2 separate regions of the Homo sapiens genome follow, and region 1 is linked to region 2. A link is an interaction called in ENCODE POLR2A ChIA-PET data of the cell type or tissue named here. Cell type or tissue: OCI-LY7. All regions are shown on one strand. Links, peaks and the distances in the headings refer to the core of each region. The heading gives the core; the rest is flanking DNA.

Region 1 (10,381 bases), core at 1,479-9,478, 92 kb after region 2:
ATACTCATATGCATCATATATGATTCAAATACAAATAAAAGGTAAATTAGAAAATATTTTATACTGAATGACAACAAAAACATAACTTGTAGGATGCAGATCATACGTGATCAGAGGGGAATTGTAATCTTAAATGCAAGTACAATAAAAGAACATCTGGGCCGGGTGCAGTGGCTCACACCTGTAATCCCAGCACTTTGGGAGGCTGAAGCAGACGAATCACCTGAGGTCAGGAGTTCAAGACCAGCCTAGTTAACATGGTGAAACCCTCTCTCTACAAAACACACACACACACACACACACACACACACACACACACACACACACACACACAAATTAGCCTGGAGAGGTGGCAGGTGCCTGAAATCCCAGCACTTTGGGAGGCTGAAGCGGACAAATCACCTGAGGTCAGGAGTTCAAGACCAGCCTAGTCAACATGGTGAAACCCTATCTCTACTGAAAAAACAAAAAACAAACAAAAAAACACACACACACACAAATTAGCCTGGAGTGGTGGCGGGCGCCTGTAATCCCAGCTACTCAGGAGGCTGAGGCGGGAGAATTGCTTGAACGCAAGAGGCGGAGGATACAGTGAGCCGAGATCGCGCCACTGCACTCCAGCTTGGGTGACAGAGCAAGACTCAGTCTCAAAAAAAAAAAAAAAAAATCTGAAAACCATTGATCTAACTTGTCATCTCAAATGCTAGAAAAAATACCTGCAAACTAAACATTAAAATATAGATGGTAATAAAAATAGAAATTAATTAAATAGAAAAAGTATATGAAAGAGAAAAGCAACAAAGCCAAATGATGGTCCTTCAAAATAGCTATTTAAAATGACAAACACAGTATTGTTGGTCAATAAATCCCAGTCACAACCAAATAGGTTTTATTTCAGAAATGTAAAAGGTTTTACTATTTGACAATTATTTAATTTAATTCACTATACTAATATTAAAATGAAAATATATAGTTGATCTTTAAATAAACTGTAGAAAAAGCATTTGATAATAATAAACACCAATTCATGGTAAAAACTTGTAGCAAACAAAGATAGAGTGAAGTATCTTTAATCAAAAAACATTCAACAGAATCACTCTAACAAATATAAATAATCATGAAAAATTGAGACATTTCCTCCTGAGAAGAGAAAAATAAGATAGTGCAGCACCATTTCTATTCAATAATGTACTAGAAAAACTAACCAGTGGGGGGAAAAAAAGAAAACAAGACAGATAATTTTAAAGGTCAAGTTAAGTGGCTCACTCCTGTTATCCCAACAGTTTGGGAGGCCAGGGCAAGAGGATTAAGGCCAGGAGTTCAAGATCAGTGGAGGCAACAAAGCTGGACACCCATCTCTACACAAAATTTTTAAAAATTAGTGGTGGTATATGCCTGTAGTCTCAGCTACCTTGGAGGCTGATCCTACCCTTCGATATCTTCGGTTAAGGAATTCGAGGTTACAGAGGTTACAGTGAGCTAAGATTGCACCATTGCACTTCAGCCTAGGTGACAGAGAAAAACTGTCTCCCCTGCTTAAAAAAAAAAATCAAAAGGACTAAAAAATAAGTAATATAATTGTCCTATTGCAGTAATACCACATGTATGAAGAAAATTCAAAATAATCTAAAGATTGTTTCATTTCTCAATGTAATAAAATATGCTAGAAGATACCAGTGAAACTTATTCTAATTGATAAATATAATTTCTGATTTGATGAAAATGATAAGTTCCAGTAAGATATACTTCTTTTTAAAAAAATATCAAAGTAAATTAAAAAAAAAAAAACAACAAAGGAAACATGGAGAAAAGTTTTGTCCCAAGGCGGGGGTGGGGAACCACAAGGACCACACATTTTTTCATGTGAGAATATCATCAAATAGAAATGTAAGTAACGTCAAATATACAAAAAAAAAATAATATTTACCTGGAAGATTGGGGGTTAAGATAGCACAAGGCAAGGATAAAATTTGGGAGAGGGCAAGGATGCTAACTTATGTTCAAGAAGGAAATGTAGCAACCTCAGGGTATGAGCCATTGGCCAGCTACATATATTTCCTCAACGCCACAGGAAGGAAGTCCAGCCAGGTACTCACCTTTTATGTTATATGGGCACAACAAGGAAAGCTGTAGGTGAAAAGATATCTGTACATCACTGAGAGGGTGTACCTTCCTGATTCAAAAGAGAAGATGAAGTAGGAGGTGGATAGCCTTATGAAAACCCCAAATACATTAGGAAACATCAATGGGAAGGAAATGAGTGAGGGGGTGGTGTGTAAATAATTGCTGTCATCCTAATTGTTCAACAGTCAGCTTAAAAGACTTAACTTGGAGTTAAAAATCACTGGGTTGGCAATACACAGTGTTTAAATATGCAAACTAATTGTAAATGTAAGGTTACTTCTAAAGGCACAATTTATGTATGGATCAAATTATTGTTTACTTCTTTGACATAACCATTAACAATGAATGATATACTAAATAAGTTCATGAGCAGTTAAGCTTGTTTTTGTTGACTTAGAAGTATAGCATAAACATAATGACAGGCTTCACTTGAACACAGTTATTTGCGTATACATATATGTTATTTCAGTGGGATGTGAACTCCTTCAGACGAGAAGCTATTCAGCTATTCATTTCTCTTTTGTATCCACTCATCACCTAGTACAAATCCTTTTATATAATGAGTACCTAATGACTGTAAGCATGATATGGTTTGGTTTTTGAATATAACGTCTTTACATTTGAATCTAATACTAAGAACAAGCAATTTGCATGATGGTTTACTCTGTATAGATAGTCAAATAGTAGAATTTTAAGATATTATGCAATGATATGCTAAAGAAAAGTAGGACATTAAAAAAAGAATCTAGGGAAAAGAACTCTCTATATAGCTAAATTATTATTTTCTATGAAAATGCATTCCAGCCTTTTCCCTACTGGATGCACTGTAATTTCCCTGGCTAGAATTGGCAGTGTCCTTTAATTTACTCCCTTCACTTCTCATTTAAATATCATGCACTAGATGATCATTCTTGATTTTACTACTTTTTACTGCCTATGGGCTTTTTTTTCAACTCATTTAAAAGGCATTATGCTTTGATAATGGACTGTCTGAAGATGGAACTGAATTATAATTTTTTAAACTTCAATTTAATCAATGCCAGAGGCTACCCAGAGATACAGGTTTGCTCACAAAAAGTTCTACTCTAGTTCAACTCTTTATATATTATTGTTATTGGAAAATATTTAGAGTGTATATACATGAATATGTGTGGATAAATATGTAAATATATTTTCAAAAGTAGTTTTCATGATGATAACAAGATATCTTGGAATTTTTATGGCTTTATTTACAGGATGAACATACAAGAAAGAAGAAATTTTTAGTAGTAGCAAAACAGGCCTTGGGATTTGGCAGACCTAGCTTTGAATTCTTGTTCTGCATTTTTCTAGCTATGTTACTTAATTTCTTTGAGTCTGGAAAATGATGATGGCAAGCCATATTGCTAAGGTCCAAATTAAATAACATTGTAAATCACCAACATGGTAGAAAGCCTTCAAAAACATTGGTATTCCCCTTAAGAAAAATTAGAGAATCTACTGGCCTAAATCTAGGTGGTGGCGGTTGGTTTTTGTTGTTGTTGTTGTTTTTGTTTTTTGCTCTGGAATACATAGCAACCAAAAAAGAGTAAATTGCATGTTTGCACAGCAACTTAATCTGCTTATGAGTAACATAAAGCAAACAGCAACCAAATCTACTTCTGAGTAACATAAAGGAAAAATAAACTAAGTTCAGCGAGACTTCCTAAGCTGGCTACAGGTCTTCCGGTAAAATTATAATTAACTATGAATGTTATAAGAAATTTTGCAGATGTATTCAGTTTTGCCTGATGGACTTAGCACATATTTAAAACAAATATGAAGAATTTGGTATTTTTAATATATATCACAAATGAAGTCTTTATTTTGCCTCAAATTGGTGCCTTTTCAATTTTTCCCTATTTACTCGTGATAGCACCATCTACAAAATGATTGCTCAAGCCACATATCTTGGATTAATTTTTGATATTTTTATTTCCCTCACTCTTCTATACCCAATCTTTTGTTTAAGTCCTTTGTGCTCTACCTCCAAAATATATCTTTAATTTGTCCTCTTCTCCTTTTACCCACTATTATTATAGCACAAGCCATTGCCACCTTTCATTTGAGCTACTACATTAGTCTCCTGAATTAAGTATTACCTGCAATCATAGAAACATCCAAAATAACTATTACTTTAAAAGTTAGTTGTTTTCTCTCTAACATAAAATAAATGAAAAGTTAAGTAATCCAGAACTGGTATGGTAGTTCTATGAAGCTGTCAGAAAGAATTAAGCTAGAGCTCACTAGGTAGGTGTGATTCCCAAGCCTATGTTATAGTCTATGAAGACTGATAGAACTCCAGCTATCACAAGCAGCAGTATGGAGGAAGTAGAGCAGAAGACTCTGCTCCTCCCATTAAAGAGACCACCTATAAGTACATATGACACTTCAATTTTCAGTATATTGGCCAGAAATTAGTCATGTTTCAATTAGCTGCAAGGGAGCCTGTAAAATGCTTCTAGGTCAGTGTGACTCACTAAGAACTGGGCTTCTGTTTTTATCTGCTTCTTGTCTACCTCTCTAAATTATGATTCAATATGCTCCTATTACACTTCAGTCATCTAAGTGTATACTAAGGTTTCTCCCTCTTTATGATCTTAGCACACACTATGTTTTCTGCCTAGGAGGTTCCAACTCCATCTCCCACCTCCCTCCGCCGCTGGATAACTACTTGTCTTTCAGGTTTTGCTCTAATGCAGCTTTTTCAGATAGATTTCCCAGATAACCCAATCAAAATTGCTACCTCTCATCAACGATCTGTTTCTCTTGCTCAGGGGGCCCATTTTTATTCTTCATAAAAATCATTGTCCATTTTCTTGTTTGATTTCAGTCTATCTCACTCTCTAGTCTAAAAAAAGGTCTGTGAGAGGACTGTGTTTCTTTTTTCTCAGTGTGCAAAGCCTGGTATTAGAAAAAAAAAAAGAAAAAAAAGAAAAGAAAGGAAGTAAGGGAGGGAGGAAAAAATGGAAATAAATAAAGGAAAATAGAAAATAGAAATTTATTTGAAAACCCAGGTATGTTGTTATCTTTTATAGACTGATTGTTTGGCTTTCACATGCCTTTTGGACACTTTCCATGTTCTTTGCCTCACAGTTATAGTTCAGAAAAAGATACATCTAATTCAACAAACATTCATTGAGTGAATAATTTGATCTTAAATGGAAAAACAATCAGCACTGATTTTTCAGTTCTGTTTTGCTGTTTCAAAATAATATTATAAAATCAATACCCACTGGATTCAACTCTCCAAGTGAAAATGGAACAGGGTGAATGAAGAGTTTTAAATCATATTTAGACAATGCCTCCTAAGAAAATGGCTTGAATGCATTTTAGAATAAGGTATGTGAGTAAAGGCTAACAGGTCTCTCTGCAAATACAAGCACAAAAATATAGGAATTAAATTTGTGTATTTGAATTACAATTGTCTGCTGCTATAATTGTATGTAAGAAAGTAAAATTACTTTAAAAGGCCTTTTGCCTGTGTGGTAATGAGTATGAAAGTGTTCTATTACATACACGATCATTTATTTCCTCTAAAAATCAATCCAGTTGGATTAAATGTTCCTGACTACCTTATGAAAGTTTTTCAATCTTAAACATCTCTCTTAAACTTGGTTTGTGTTCAACTGTCAATAGTAGTATCTTGTTTTGCCTTTCTCCGAATGGCAGTTTTACTTTCAGTAATGAATATAAAAAAATTAAAGCAATATTTATCTTGACTAGCATAAGACTATTCTCAATGCTCTTAGCCTTGCAATCTGTACTTTAATTAGTTTTATTTAAATATTTTCTTCTGTTATACTATGTTCGTGTGTCATTTGGATTTTTCTTTCTCTCTCTCTTTTTTTTTTTTTTTGATTTGGTTTCACTTCTTCTTTTGGTTGGCTTTGTTTCACTTCTTCTTTTGGTTGGCTTTGTAGGAAATATAAATTTCCCTTCATTTTACTTTCCACAGGCCATCTTAGAAACTTTAGTACCTTTTTAAAACTTATGCCAAAGAAAGCTTCATAAACATTTGTGAAACAGTGTACTGCCAATACTTTTAGCTGAGCTATATTTTATTTTTAATAAAAGCATGTATTAGTATTCATGGGAGAATATTATATATTTTGAGCTCAGTCACATTTCCATTTGGCTGCTGTGTAGAAATAATTTTTCTTTTTATGTAGAACTTATCAGAAAATTTTTAAAAAGGAAAAGAGCATTTGAAAGCCATTACCCTGCCACTGGCAAATGATGCAGTGGTCATCATTATATATGAAAATTATTTTCACCTAAGTAGAAGATGATTCTTCATTGACAAATACAATAACAAGCATGCATACTTAGGAACTCATTTACCTAAAAATATGGATGTTGTGGTAGGCAGAATAATGGCCTCCTCAAAGATATCCACATCCTAATGCTAGGAACCTGTAAACATGGAGACATTGTATTTGTGAGTTTCTTCTGGCTACTGTAAGAGATTACCACACACTTAGTAGCTCAAAACATTACTATTGTATTATTTTATAGTTCTTGAGGTCAGAAGGTAAAAGGGGTTGGCAGAGCTGTGTCCCTTCTGAATTATCTAGGGGAAAGTTTGTTTCCTTTCCATTTTTAATTTCTGGGGGTTACATACATTTTTTTTGGCTGGTGGTCCCTTTCTCCTTCAAAACAATCAGAATAACACCTTCAAATCAATCTCTCTCCCCCACCACCACTGCTCTCTCTCTTTCTCTCCTTGATCCTCCTGCTTCTATTTTATATGACCCTTATGATGACATTAGACCCTCACCTCTATAATCTTGAAAGATTTTTTGTTTCTAAGGTCCTTTACCTAATGGTTTCTGCAAAATCCCTTTTACCATTTAAAGTAACTTATTCACAAATTCTGTGTATTAGAATGTGGACACTGGGGCATTATTCAGGTTACTGGAGTCACAGATAGAGTTTAGATTGTTAATCCTCTGACCTTAAAATAAAGAGATTATTCTGGATTATATAGATGACCCCAATTAAATCACAAATGCCTCTGAAATGAAAGGAGGCCAAAGAGGAAGTCAGTGTGATGCAATGTGGAAAAGGCATAACCCACTGTGTCTGGCTTTGAAGGTGAAGAAAGGGGACCATGAGCCAAGGAATGCAGACAGCCTCCAAAAGCTGAAAAGGCAGATCTCACATTACAGGAACAAAATACAGCTCTGACAACACATTGACTTTAACTCAAGGATTTCCATTTAAAACTTCTGACTTACAGAACTGAAAAATAACAATGTTTTATTGTTTTAAGCTGCTAAATTTGTGGTAATCTGTCACAGCAGCAACAGAAAACTAATATGGGTACCCATTAAAAAAAAAAAACAGCAAACTGGTTAGTGAATTATCTCATAACATTTTTCTTTCACTTAAAAAAGTTTCATTCACTTAGAAAAGTCTTAAATACATAATACATCTGGTGAAATAATCCAGATCATGGGAAATGTGTGCTTACATGGAGCATAGTAAAAATATGTTTGTGGCTTCTCTTCACTATTCTTGAGACCATTTTGGTTGCTTTGACATCTGAAAAAAATTATTGACTGATTTGTGTGTAATCACTGCCTTGCTTTTGTTAACATTCAAGGAAATCACAGTGACTACTGTGAGATGTAATACATTTTATATGTTTTCAGATACATTTAATGAGAAATTCATAATCTTTGATTTAGTATCTACAAATCCCTGGCAAGCAGAGAAAGTTTCTGCTTCTATAATTCGATTTTATCCCAAAAGAGTTAAATTTAGTTAAAACAATAAACTGCAAGCCACGAAAATATATATTTTGATTTTATATTGTACATTTTGAAATTCTTCTTGTAAAGTATAGCTTTTGTGGTATGTGACTAATACTAGTACTTAACAACAAGTCTTAGGAAGAGGATAACATGTTTTATTTTGAAGATAGATATCCACAAAGAGATGGCCTTTAAAGTAACATGGACTACAGGTAATATAAGAACTGTTTGCATTTCCCAGAAGTGCTGGGGAAATTCTCTCTGTGCTATCAGCACTAGCCTCATTTAGTTATGTTATTTTTTAACACATGTGGTTCTTAGGTGCACAGACCCTTGGACCCAACCACCTGTGTTTGAGTATTAATTCTGTTACTTGTTAGCTTAGACACTTTGGCCAACTTAACTTTCTCATGCCTCAATTGTTTTCATTGTAAAATGAAGAGGATGGTAATAGTACGTACTTCAAAAGGAATTCAATGTAGCCTTTCTATATTTGTGGATGCCATCCTCAAACTCTCTGCGGAGAGACCCATGTCACGACAAACCGAGGGTTCTGGCTAACAACTATGCTGGAGAAGTTCGATATATCAGTCAATGCTTCAGATGACTATAATACTAGCCAAAACCTTGACTGCAACCTCATGAGAGACCCTAAACCAGAACCACCCAATTAAGTTGATTCAGATTTCTGACTATCAGAAATTGACCTATATATTAAATGTTTATCATTAAAAGCTGCTAAATGCTGTGGTTATTTGTTGAATAATAGATAATTAATGCAGTAATTAAAATATAAATATATATATAAAATATTTTCCCATCCATGGGAACTTAGGAGTTCCCATTCCAAAGGGAAAAGATGAGTATTCCAACCTAGTCATTCTGTAGAGTAAGTCTTCCTGCTCGCACAGGCTTGTTTGTGTCTCTGGTATTTCTTTGGGGCTCTGCTCATGTCTGTTTCTTAGTAGGCTTAGGATCACGGTCCTAGTCATGACTTCTGCCTTCAGCGTTAGATTATGATCATTTAAGTTTAGTTTGAGAGAAAGTGGACAGATGAGCCCAACAGAGTTGGATGTGAGAACTCATAATTAATAAGTGAGAAGGATAAGCATGTGTGTGTGTGTGTCTGTGTGTGTGTGTCTGTGTGTGTGGTAGGTGAATGCATTAAGGATTCACCATTTTGTAATGAATTGTATTATTTAACAGGCCTTCAGGGCAAAATATTTTGAGAACCTATTAATAAAACAGGAAAACTAGTTTATGTACAAACAAAACTTATAGTGTCTAATTGTGGTGAAGCCTACATAAAAAATTATTGGTCGTTGATTTGCCAAATAAATAACTTTTGATGGGTTTGGTTTCTAAGGACGTAATGTTTAATGAATGTTATGGGTGTATATTATTTGTCTACTTTCAACTTAGGGCAAATTAGGACTAAATTTGAAAGTACTGATTGCCTTCTTATTTTATTTATATTTTTATTTAAATAACATAACTCCTAAGAGTCTTAAATTATTGAATCCAGGATAAATATGAGATTGATTTTATTCCTTTAAATTTCAAAAATCCCTGGTTAGTTTAACAAGTTTATGCTGCCATCCTGCTGTCTTTATGTTACATAATTCAAGAAATACCTGATTTTTCCAAGATCTTTCATGCAATTAGCAATCATGGTTTTATATCATGTATGGACAGAGCTGAAGTCTTTATTCCCAGTGTGTGTGTGTCTGCGTGAGGGTTGCTTGCATGCGCAAAAGCATAAATATCTCTCAACTAACTGAGCCAATTCTGCTATATTATTAGTTAGTGACTTTGAGAAAATAATCTGAATAAAAGAAAGGGATGGCAGCTTAACCGGAAAACAAAATGAATAGAGTGAGAGACTCCTTAGCCCTAGAATCCCCTTGAATAAATAGAATAAACAAAGACGCATTATGCATATTCCCAAGCTTGAGATCCTACTGTAGCATTTTTTGCACCTAAACACTTAACAAAATTCATCTCACTTTATAAATTTTATTGAAATGTGAATTCATGTAACACAAAATTAATAGTTTTAAAGAAAAAAAATCAGTCACATTTAGTTCATTCACAGCCATTACCTCTATCTAGTTCCCAAACATTTTATCACTCCAAAAGTAAATCCTGCATCCATTAAGCAGTCACTCCCCATTTTCTTTTTCTCCTAATCACTGGTAACCATCAATCCACATTTTGTCTCTATACATTTACCTATTCTAAATATTTCATATAAATTGAGTCATACAATATGTGATTTTTTGTATCTGCCTTCTTTTGCTTAGCATAGTGTTTTTGAGGTTCATCGACATAGCATATACTGATATCTTATTCCTTTTTATGACTGAATAATATCTCATTGTATGGATATCCCACATTTTGTTTCTTGATCCAATGGATGATGAACATTTGGTCTATTCCCTCATTTTAGCTATAGTGCATTGTGTTGCTATGAATATGTG
Region 2 (10,381 bases), core at 1,636-9,635:
GCAACAGAATGAAGGACAAAAAAATCATATGATCATTTCAATTTTACTGAAAAAACACTTGACAAAATTCAGCCTTTATTTATGATCAAAAAACTGTGTATGGAAGGTACATACCTCAACACAATAAAAGCCATATGACAGAACCACAGATAGTATCATACTGAAAGTGGAAAATCTGAAAGCCTTTTTTCTAACATCTGGAACACAACAAGGATGCCCACTTTCACCACTGTTATTCAATATAGTACCGGAAGTCCTCGCTAGAGCAATCATACAAGAGAAAGAAATAAAGGGCTTCCAAATTGGAAAGGAATAAGTCAAATTATCCTTGTTTGCATATGATTTGAGCTTATATTTGGAAAAACCTAAAGACTCCAGCAAAAATTATTAGAATTACTAAACAAATTCAGTAAAGTTGGAGGATACAAAATCAACGTACAAAAATAGTAGCATTTCTACATGCCAAAGCAAACAATTTGAAAAATAAATCATAAAATAATCTCATTTAAATTAGCTACAGATAAAGTAAAATACCTAGGAATTAATTTAACCAAAGAACCAAAAGATCTCTATGATGAAAACTCTAAGACATTGGTGTAAGAAACTGAAGAGGCCACAAAAAAACTGAAAAGCTATTCCATGTTCTTGAATTGAAATAATGAATATTGTTAAAATGCTCATACTACCTAAAGCAATCTGCAGATTCTATGGAATCCCTATCAAAGTACTAATAACATTATTGACAGAGATAGAAAAAAATCCTAGAATTTATATGGAACCACAAAAGATTCAGAATAGTCAAAGCTATCCTGAGCAAAAGGAACAAAACTAGAGGAATCACATTACTTGATTTCAAATTATACCACAGAGCTATAGTAACCAAAATACCATAGTACCAGTGTAAAAACCAACACATAGACCAACAAAGCAGAATGTTGAGCCTAGAATCAAATTCATACATCTACAGTGAAATCATTTTTGACAAAGGTGCCAAGAACATATACCAGAGAAAAAACAATCTCTTCAATAATTGGTGCTGGGAAAAAAATGGAGATCCATATGCAGAAGAATGAAACTAGACCCTTATCTCTTGCCATGTACAAAAATCAAATCAAAATGGATTAAAGACTTAAATCTAAGACTCAAAACTATGAAACTACTGAAAGAAAACATTTGGAAAATTCTCCAGGACATTGGACTGGGCAAGAATTTCTTGAGCAATACCCCACAAGCACAAGCAACCAAAGCAAAAATGAACAAATGGGATCACATCAAGTTAAAAACTTCTGTACAGCAAAGGTTACAATCAACAAAGTGAAGAGACAATCCACAGAATGGGGAAAAATTGCAAACTACCCAACTGACAAGGGACTGATAATCAAAATATATAAGAAGCTCAAACAGCTATATAGGAAAAAAAATCTCACAATCCAATTAAAAATGAGCAAAATATCTGAATAGATATTTCTTGAAAGAAGACATACAAATGGCAAACAGGTATATGAAAAGGTGCTCAACATCATTATGAGAGAACTACAAATCAAAACTACAACAAAATATCATGTCACCCCAGTTTAAATGGCTTTTCTTCAATAGACAGGAAATAATGAATGCTGGCAAAAATATGGAGAAAGGGGAACCCTCGAACACTGCTGGTAGGAATGCAAATTAATATAGCCACACTGGAGAAGAGAACAGTTTGGAGGTTCCTCAAAAACAAAACATTGAGCTGCCATATGATCCAGCAATCCCACTGCTAGCTATATACTCAGAAGAAAGGAAATCAGTATATGAAAGAGATATCTGCACTCCAGTGTTTATTGCAGCCCTATTCACAATAGACAAGATTTGGAAGTAAACCAAGTGTCCATCAAAAGATGTATAAAGAAAATATAGTACATATACACAATGGAGTACTATTCAGCCATAAAAAAGAGTGAGATCCTGTCATTTGCAAAAACATAGATGGAACTAGAGGTCATTATGTTAAGTGAAATAAGCCAGGCACAGAAAGACAAATTTCATATATCTCATCTATTTGTGGGTGCTAAAAATTAAAAAAAAGGAAAATTAACTCATGAAGATAGTAGCAGAATGGTTACCAGAGGCTGGGAAGGGTAGAAGGGTGTGCCTAGGGGCGATGTTTAGTTGGTGCAAAAATATAATTAGAATAATTCAGATCTAGTATTTGATAGCACAACAGTGTGACTACAATCAACAATAATTTATTATACCTTTAAAAATAACTGAAAGAATATAATTAGATTGTTTGTAACTCAAAGAAAGGATAAACGCTTGAGGTGACGGATACCTAATTGACTCTATTGTGACTTTTATGCATTTATGCCTGTTTCAATAGATCTCATGTACCCAATAAATATATGCACTTAGTATGTACCCCCCAAAAATTAAAAATTAAAAAAGCCTTCTGGACAGAATTGTAAAAAAAGAAAATAAAATAAAAGAATTTATTTTTAAAGTTTTAGGTTTATACACAAAGATACATTGATAATTTTGTGTTTGTAAAATCTTTCAAAATTTATAACTGCAATATTAAAATTCTAAACCAGATTAATTTAGGAATCTTAACTTACTGATGAAAAAATTATGTTTTATTTTTTGTAGGAACTGCTATTGCTGAGTTTTCTGTTAAGTGCCCCTTTTCTGTGTTTGACATGTACTTTAACAATAACTTTGCCTGAGCCCATAAAGTGTTTGTTGTTTTGGTTATTCAAAATGTCTTATTTCAGTAATTAAAACTTGGTCTTGTTTATTTAAATTCTTCAATTTTACATTTCATTCAAAACATTCATTTTCTCTATCCCAGAGATGTTAGGCTAAGAGCTTCAGTTGTGAGGGTTGGAGAGGGCAGTGGTCTCTCCTTTCACAGTAGGCTCTTTCCAACACTCTTACTCTCATCTTGGTGCAGCAGGTAAAGAGGGCAATGACATTTCTTTATGCACTTAGCCTTGTGGGCTAGGACAATGTGAGTAGCCCCATACCCTACATATAAATGATTGTGAGGAAGCTCTAGTGTTGCTAGTTTTCATTATTTCTTTGCCTTGCACTGTTTAGGTCTTTGTTTCTTCTTCTGTATTTCGTGTGTCCTAATGCCATCTCACTCTTGGTGATGCATTTTTCTGGTTTGTTAACGAACTGGCTTCTCTCCCTGTATGATCTCCCGGCATAGACGAACCATTTGAAGTGCAACTTCTTGTTTTCTTCCTCATGCCAAACCTTGCCTCTAGCTATCTACCTTACAGCCTTGTGCAGTTGGGATATTCTCCCAGTAGGTGGCCCATTTGGAGGAATTGGCAAGAATGCTTAAGCCCCTGGAACCATCCAAAGTGTCTATGAGACCCATGAGGAAGGACTTACCATTGATATGTTAATTAGAGAGAATCTAGGCTTTAATTTCCACTCTACCTCCTCTTCTTTGCCTCTTTTGTGCCCTCACAGTGGAAAAGACTGAGCTGTTTTAGTGTTTCAGCAATTTCCTGATAAGAGGACATCACTTATAAAAGCTTAGCAAATGCATGTTTCAGGCACTTTCTACAGGAGAAAATGAAAGGAAAACAGATGAGATGGTTACTGCTATAAAAATCACATTTTTTTTAAAGACCACACTTTTTCATTTCTGGTGTAGCATGTGTGTGTGTGTGTGTGTGTGTGTGTGTGTGTGTGTGTGTGTATGTATGTTGATAGTAAAGTTTACCAAAAAAAGGTTAACCTTCCTTTTTAATACCAGAGAGCATAAGAATCTTATATGAAGAAACAGGTATTGTTCTAATTCTAGAGCATTTAGCAACTTCTTTGTATCTCCACTTAAATCACTGCATTATTTGAGTTAGCCCTCAATCGGTATCTCGCAATTACTTTTAAAAGAGTTTGTGTTGGAGATTTACAAAAATAGGAATAAATTATCCATGAGACATTTGATCTTCTTCAATCATCTATAAGCACAAAGGTATACAGAATCTTAGAGGATTTAATATTATCGGGGATGATATGGGGACATTCTATCTGAAGAGTTGGATAGCTAAGGTTCCTTTTGGGCCATTTTCAGATGCATAGTTGACATTTCAGCATAAATAAAATATTCAAAGTAGCATGAAAGGTGCAAATTAAGATTGGTAATAACTCTGGCATCAGTTATATTAATATCATATTCTGAAGTTATTATCCCATACAAAATTCTCTTGCGAAAGACAAAGAATGAGCTATGTAATTACACAAAATATAGGCATCTTACAATTGCTTCCTGTGAAAGCTCTTTGAATGATTACTCTCCATGTGAATATTTTAGTAGTTGTAACTATCTAATTAGAAAGACTTAGGCAGAGTAAATTAAAAAGTGTATTACATTTATTGTAACTCTTGAATAAATCACACCAGTGGTTAAGCAAAGGAAAAGTCTTCAGAAGTGTAAATCAAAGTGAAGAAAAATATACTATTTTTGGTTTTGTAGTACTTTCTGAGCTCCTCAGACTGACAGATTGTCATCACCATATCTATGTCTCTAAGAAACATGGCTGGTTTTCTCATTGTCAAAGAGCAGAAAAGCGGTTTTCTGGTAACAACAGTCGCATTTCTGACATCCCTTCACACCAAATTTGACACAAATGGAACACAACATCCTATAATTTTCCAAAAAGTGGCCCCAGTGATATGACACCATCTTAAATTACTGTCGGCTCTATTCCCAGAGCTAATGGCTTACTGCTGAGAGAGGCAAAGCTGGAGATGAAATTCTCTCATGATGACTGCATGGGATCTTTCTCAGTATTGGGAGTTGTTAGTTTTCAACAATGCTCTGATTATCACTATATACAAAAAAAAATGCAAAAGCAAACAGAGACATTTTAGTACTAAAGAAGGTTTGTTTTTCTTAGAAAACTATAATCATCAAATAATATATGCTAATTATCAATTCATCCCTACATTTGTAGCTAAAACTCCATGGTAATGAGATTATTTGTACATTGAATTCTATTCTAACAGACCTTAACTTTCTCAAATATAAAACTAATTACAGAGCACACTGTCTCACATCATTCCATCTCCCAAATAACCTTGTAAGGTAAATGATTTTACTATTCTACAAAGAAGGAATTGAGACTTGCAAATAATACTCACATTTTTTTCAAACCACATAGGTAGTACATTTTAGTAGTGGAACTTGAAGCTGAGTCCACTTCAAGATCAATGCCTTTCCTAATATATATCATGGTTGTGTCCACCACGTGAAAGTGCAATTGGTGAGATGGTGGGAGGACCTACCTCTAAAGGTTTCAAGCAAACTCAGATATGGGACTTGGATTTTGGAAAACATATAATATATTGGTTTGTGAATAAATGTTTTTGAGAACATTGAAAATTATGTGTTGATTTCATTATGGAGGAACTCATCTGAACTACTTACCATCAAAAATAAAGACATACAATTTGATGCTTGATGCGCTTTAATTATTCATTGAAAAGAGCAGGAACTGAGACTGAAACATGTTCTAAAGTCGGATTTCAGGTGTGTGTGGTTGTCTCTCTTAGGACAACTCTGTTTCTGTTCCATCATTGATACTTACAGTCTAGAGTATGCAATTGTTATGTCTCAGAAAAAAAGTAAGAGGAAATACCTGCTGCTTGCAGCATCTTACAGTTTTTTTTTTTCAGTAAGTAATTCAAAGTTTATATAGAATGCCAAAAACCAACCACTTAGAAGTGATAAACAATCTAACCTGGCAAATCAAAAAGGGACATTAGCATTTGATTTACTATCTCAGTGGCTCTCTCACCACTCTATTGATTAGTGAGGTGACAAAAATAGGAATCAAGAAACTGAGACAGAGGAAGATAATTCTGTTTTAGCATGCTGTTAACCTCATATCAGAAGAAACAAGAGAGTGGCTTTGGTGTTTGAATGGCCATTAGCTATCTGCCATGTGACCAAGGAGGAAATACAAACTTTGTGACCTTGAGAGTCACAACCACTTCTTAATTTTGTCTCATTTATAATGTGGAACCAGATTAGAAGAAAGTCTTTTTTAAGTTAATAAAACATAAGCAATAGTGTCTGAGAGGAAATTGTCAGCTACTTAGCCATTTCCTTTTAGTGTTGCATTTTTTAAGAGTATCTTCCAACTATGGTATAAAACCTTACTTTCACAATAAAATGATATGGTTCTTTTGAAAATAATTTGCCAAGGGCTTTGGGTACTATAATCAGTACTAAATGAAACAAAAAATCCTATGATAATGATGTCCTGGGAGGCGGTCAATATTCTGACACTAAACAAATGCTCACATCTTTGCTTCACTGGAAACAAGAGCAAATGCCAGAAGGAAGTATGTTTTGAGGAAATAACAACTAGGAAATAACAACAGTAGGAAGCCAGGACTAGTATGTGTAGCAACTAGAGATGAGAAAGCTCAATTTGAGCTAAATTATCTGGCCATCCATGAGGCATATTATGACTCACTTTCTGAGTCCAACCTGTAAGTAATCATATGAGTCAGTTATTTCCATCATTGGGCTCCACCTCTGTGTGCAGGTGTAGCTCTGAGTAAACATAGGGAAAACTATAAGACTTATGACATACTTAATGATAGTGATGGCTTTTGGATTATTAAATGCATGTTTCAATAAGTTAGTGGCTATTTGGATATGGTCTCTGTACCTTTGAAATTGCAAATGGACAGCCATTACCATACTTGAACTTCAGGTCATTTTTAAAAGCAAGTGCTTCTTATGAACATTAAATCAAAGTGAACATAAATAAGCAATAACACCCTATCTTATTAATAATGGAATTAAGAACCATATTATAAACTGTGATTATAGCATACACTGAATAAATCCTTTTGATATGTGAAGGACTGCCTGACTAGTGTCATTTATCTGATAATGGGATATATTTTACTGATGCAATGTTTTAGTTAGATAATTATAGGTTTAGTCCTTCTTGTTATAATTTGTGAGAAAATAGTCCCATTAAAGTATCCCAAACACACTGGTAGGCAAAAGAACAAATCTACTATCAAATAAATGCTTTTAACTAGCTTAATAACAGGATGGGCCCATTGTTTGATAGGTGTTCTAGAAACACTGAATTAATTGCATTGTCCAAAAATGCTCATGTCAATTAACTTGAAGAGGGAAATGATAATAATGTATTTCATTGCAGACATTTACTAAAGAATAACATTTTCATATCTATTTAGACTGTGGAGGTTCTTGTGATAAAATAGGGAGCCTCACTTTCATCTGTGCAATATAGGAAAAAAGAGGATACAGTCTCTTTTTTCTACCAGGTGAAGTTGCAAACCTCCCAGGTGACTTTGTAGATTACAGTAAGATATTATTGTATTTACTCTACAGTTTATAATATTTCTGATTCATGATGTAGCCAACTGTTTCAACAGAACCATATTCAAAGTCAGAACAGCTCATATATAAAGTGCAGATAATAATACACATGACCAGTATAGTAAAGATTAAATAAAATAATGCACATTAAACTGTTTTAAAATTATAAGTATTACTTAAAATTGTAGAAGTAAAACTTTCTATTGATCTCAATATTTCTAAGGTAATTAGTCTCTGAATTTAATTCTACCTATTTTTTGTCTGGTTATAGCAACATTAATTGAAGTATAATTTACATGTAATAAATCAAACAGATTTTAAGACCACAGTATCATGAGTTTTGAAAATGTACACCATTTAACCATTATGAAAATAAATATAAAGGAAATTATCATCATATAATAAAGTTCCTTTTCAACTATTTTTAGACAATCTCCACCCACTTGTCCCTGTCAGAGACTAACAGTTCTTATTTATATTATTACAGTTTAGTTTTCCTATTCTTGAACTTTATATAAATGCAATTATACAGTACTAGTTGTATATATACCTGACATAATTACTTTTTGATACTTCACAAAGTTGCAAACCACCAGGTGACTTCCTGGATTATGGTAGCATATTATTTCATCTATTTTCCTTTTCTTTTTTTAGAAAAAAATAAATAGTAAAACTCCCTTTACCCTTGGAAGAGAGATAAGACATAGTCCTAAACCTAGGCCATTAGAATTTGTTTGTATTTTACAGCTGGAGGATGAACAGAATTATTTCAAAAGCCTCCACCACCAAGACACGGAGATGGAGGGCCAATTTAAGACTAAAGCTAGATACAGTAGAGCACCCAACGTATTTTCCACAACCAGACTGGCAAACACCAAGAAACCAGCAGCCTCTGTCTACTGCTAGGGAAGAGCAAAAGACTTGAGAGAGGTAATGAGGTACTTAGGGTGGAATAGAAAGATGGAGCAAAATTACCGGGCAATCAAGTTCTCGCTTTACAAGGTAAAGGTAGGCAAATTTGAAACTGGAAGTGCACTGAGGGTACCTATAATAAAAATCCAAACCCATCTCAACATGTGACTAGATTGACTCTCCTCCTCACATTTAGTGCCAAGTAGAAAAAGAGATATATGCCTGTTTCCAGGTCAAAAATAATTTACCAATGTTAATATTGTCATACACACAATATGTGAAATATAATGAAAAACTGAAGACATACAAAATGCAAACATAAAGAAGCCATTGTAAAAATACAAAGCAATGAATAAAATAAGATTCAGAGATCACCTATATGTTGGAACCATTAGACAAAAATTTTCATATAACTTAGATTAATGTGGTAAAGACTCTGGTAGACCAGGTACAGAACATGGAAGAGCAGACGGATAATGCCAGGGGAGAGACGAGAGCTAAAAGAAAGACTCCATTTGAATTGCTAGAAAAATAATGCTAACACAAATGAAGAATATCTTGAATAGGTTCATCAGTAAATGTGACACAAACTTGGATAGAGCAGGTGAATTTGAAAGAAGGTCCGTAGAAATTATTCAACCTGAAGCACAAAGAGAGGAGAGAGAGAAAATGTAAACCAAATATGTAAGATTATATCAAGTGGCCTATTTTACATTTATTTAGAATGGCTAGCTGAAAGAGAGGAGAAAACCAACATTTGAAGTGATAACGGTCAATAGTTGAAGTGATAATGGCCAAGAATTATACAAAAATTATAAGACACCAAGTACAGATATAACCTCAGATAATTTCAAACAGGGTGAGTACAACCACACACACACACACGCGCGCACACACACACACACACCTAGATACATTATATTCGAACAGCTAAAATAAAAGGTAACAACCAAGTTTTGAAGGCACCGTGGGGCAGGGCAGGGCAGGGAGGCAGGAGACATATTACATGCAGGGTAAGTTAGATAAAAAAAAATACAGCAAACATTCTATCAGAAACTATACAGGCAGAAAGGCAGTAAACTGGCATATTTTAAAATGGAGAAATAAAAACAAATATCAACCTAGAATAATATACTCAGGGACAGTGTCTTTAAAAAATAAAGGAGACAAGACATTTCAAAATATAAGAAATTGAAGGACTTTATTGCCAGCACACTTGCATTATAAGAAATGTTAAAGGAAGTTCTGCAGGCAGAATAAATATGATATGAGACAGAAATTTGAATCTACAAAAATGAACATCTATGGAGATGGTCCAGAATAGATACAGAAACCTCTAACAACTCAATAAAATAAAAGGCGAATTTTAAAACTACACAAATATTTGAACAGGCATTCAGACAGATGTATGGAGAGCAAATAAGTACAATGAAAAGATGCTCAAGATTAGCCACTAAGGTAATTCAAAATAGTGAAAGCCACAATGAAATGTCACTACACAATCATTAAAATGCCTAAAAATAGACACGATATCAAGTTTTGGTGATGAAGTATATGGTGGAACTCTCACATATAGATGATGGGAATGTTTTTCACTTTAAATACAGTTGGGACATTTCTTTTAAAGTTAAAATCACGCATTTCATGTGATCCCAAATTTTAATAATATAGAGAAATATATGCTAATATAAAGATATATGTATGAATATTTATAACAGTTTTATTCATAAAAGTCCCTAACTGGAAGCAACCGAATTTCTACCAACAAACATTAAAGAAGTACTGGTTACAGGAAAGAAAAATATAATCTAGAGTGAAATTAAGCAGACCAGTAGCTGTCTAGTGCTGGGGGTTGGTGTAGTTACCTTTTGGGAGCACAAAATAACATTGTATGGTGATGGAAATGTTCTATATCTTGACTGTGATACTACTTACATTGATGTATAAATTGTCAAAATGCATCAAAATATATACTTCATATAAATACATTGCATTATAATGAAATTATGCTTTATAAAATTGATTTTAAGAAAAGAATGCCAATTTGTGAAAAAATTCAATTTAAGGGATAATATTTTCCTGATAAAGGAAATTCTAGAAACCTGG

Evidence for each region. Peaks named below come from ENCODE experiments on the same cell type or tissue, not always from the same donor. Only the 100,000 strongest peaks of a DNase experiment are listed, where the experiment ranks them.
Region 1: POLR2A ChIA-PET joins it to region 2 with 17 read pairs; 2 of 35 experiments call an interaction of 5 or more read pairs at or near these places.

The regions. Positions count from the first base shown.
Region 1 is chr6:62,294,578-62,304,958 of GRCh38, reverse strand. No RefSeq gene overlaps it. Among named protein-coding and RNA genes, the nearest start is that of KHDRBS2, 14 kb to the right of the region's middle. In OCI-LY7, for the core only: no CTCF peak of the experiment used is centred there; DNase peaks (open chromatin) are centred at 6,048 and 7,208; H3K4me3 peaks cover 1,160 bases; H3K27ac peaks cover 1,979 bases.
Region 2 is chr6:62,386,729-62,397,109 of GRCh38, reverse strand. No RefSeq gene overlaps it. Among named protein-coding and RNA genes, the nearest start is that of KHDRBS2, 110 kb to the right of the region's middle. In OCI-LY7, for the core only: CTCF peaks have their summits at 3,190 and 3,393; a DNase peak (open chromatin) is centred at 5,539; H3K4me3 peaks cover 1,174 bases; H3K27ac peaks cover 3,270 bases.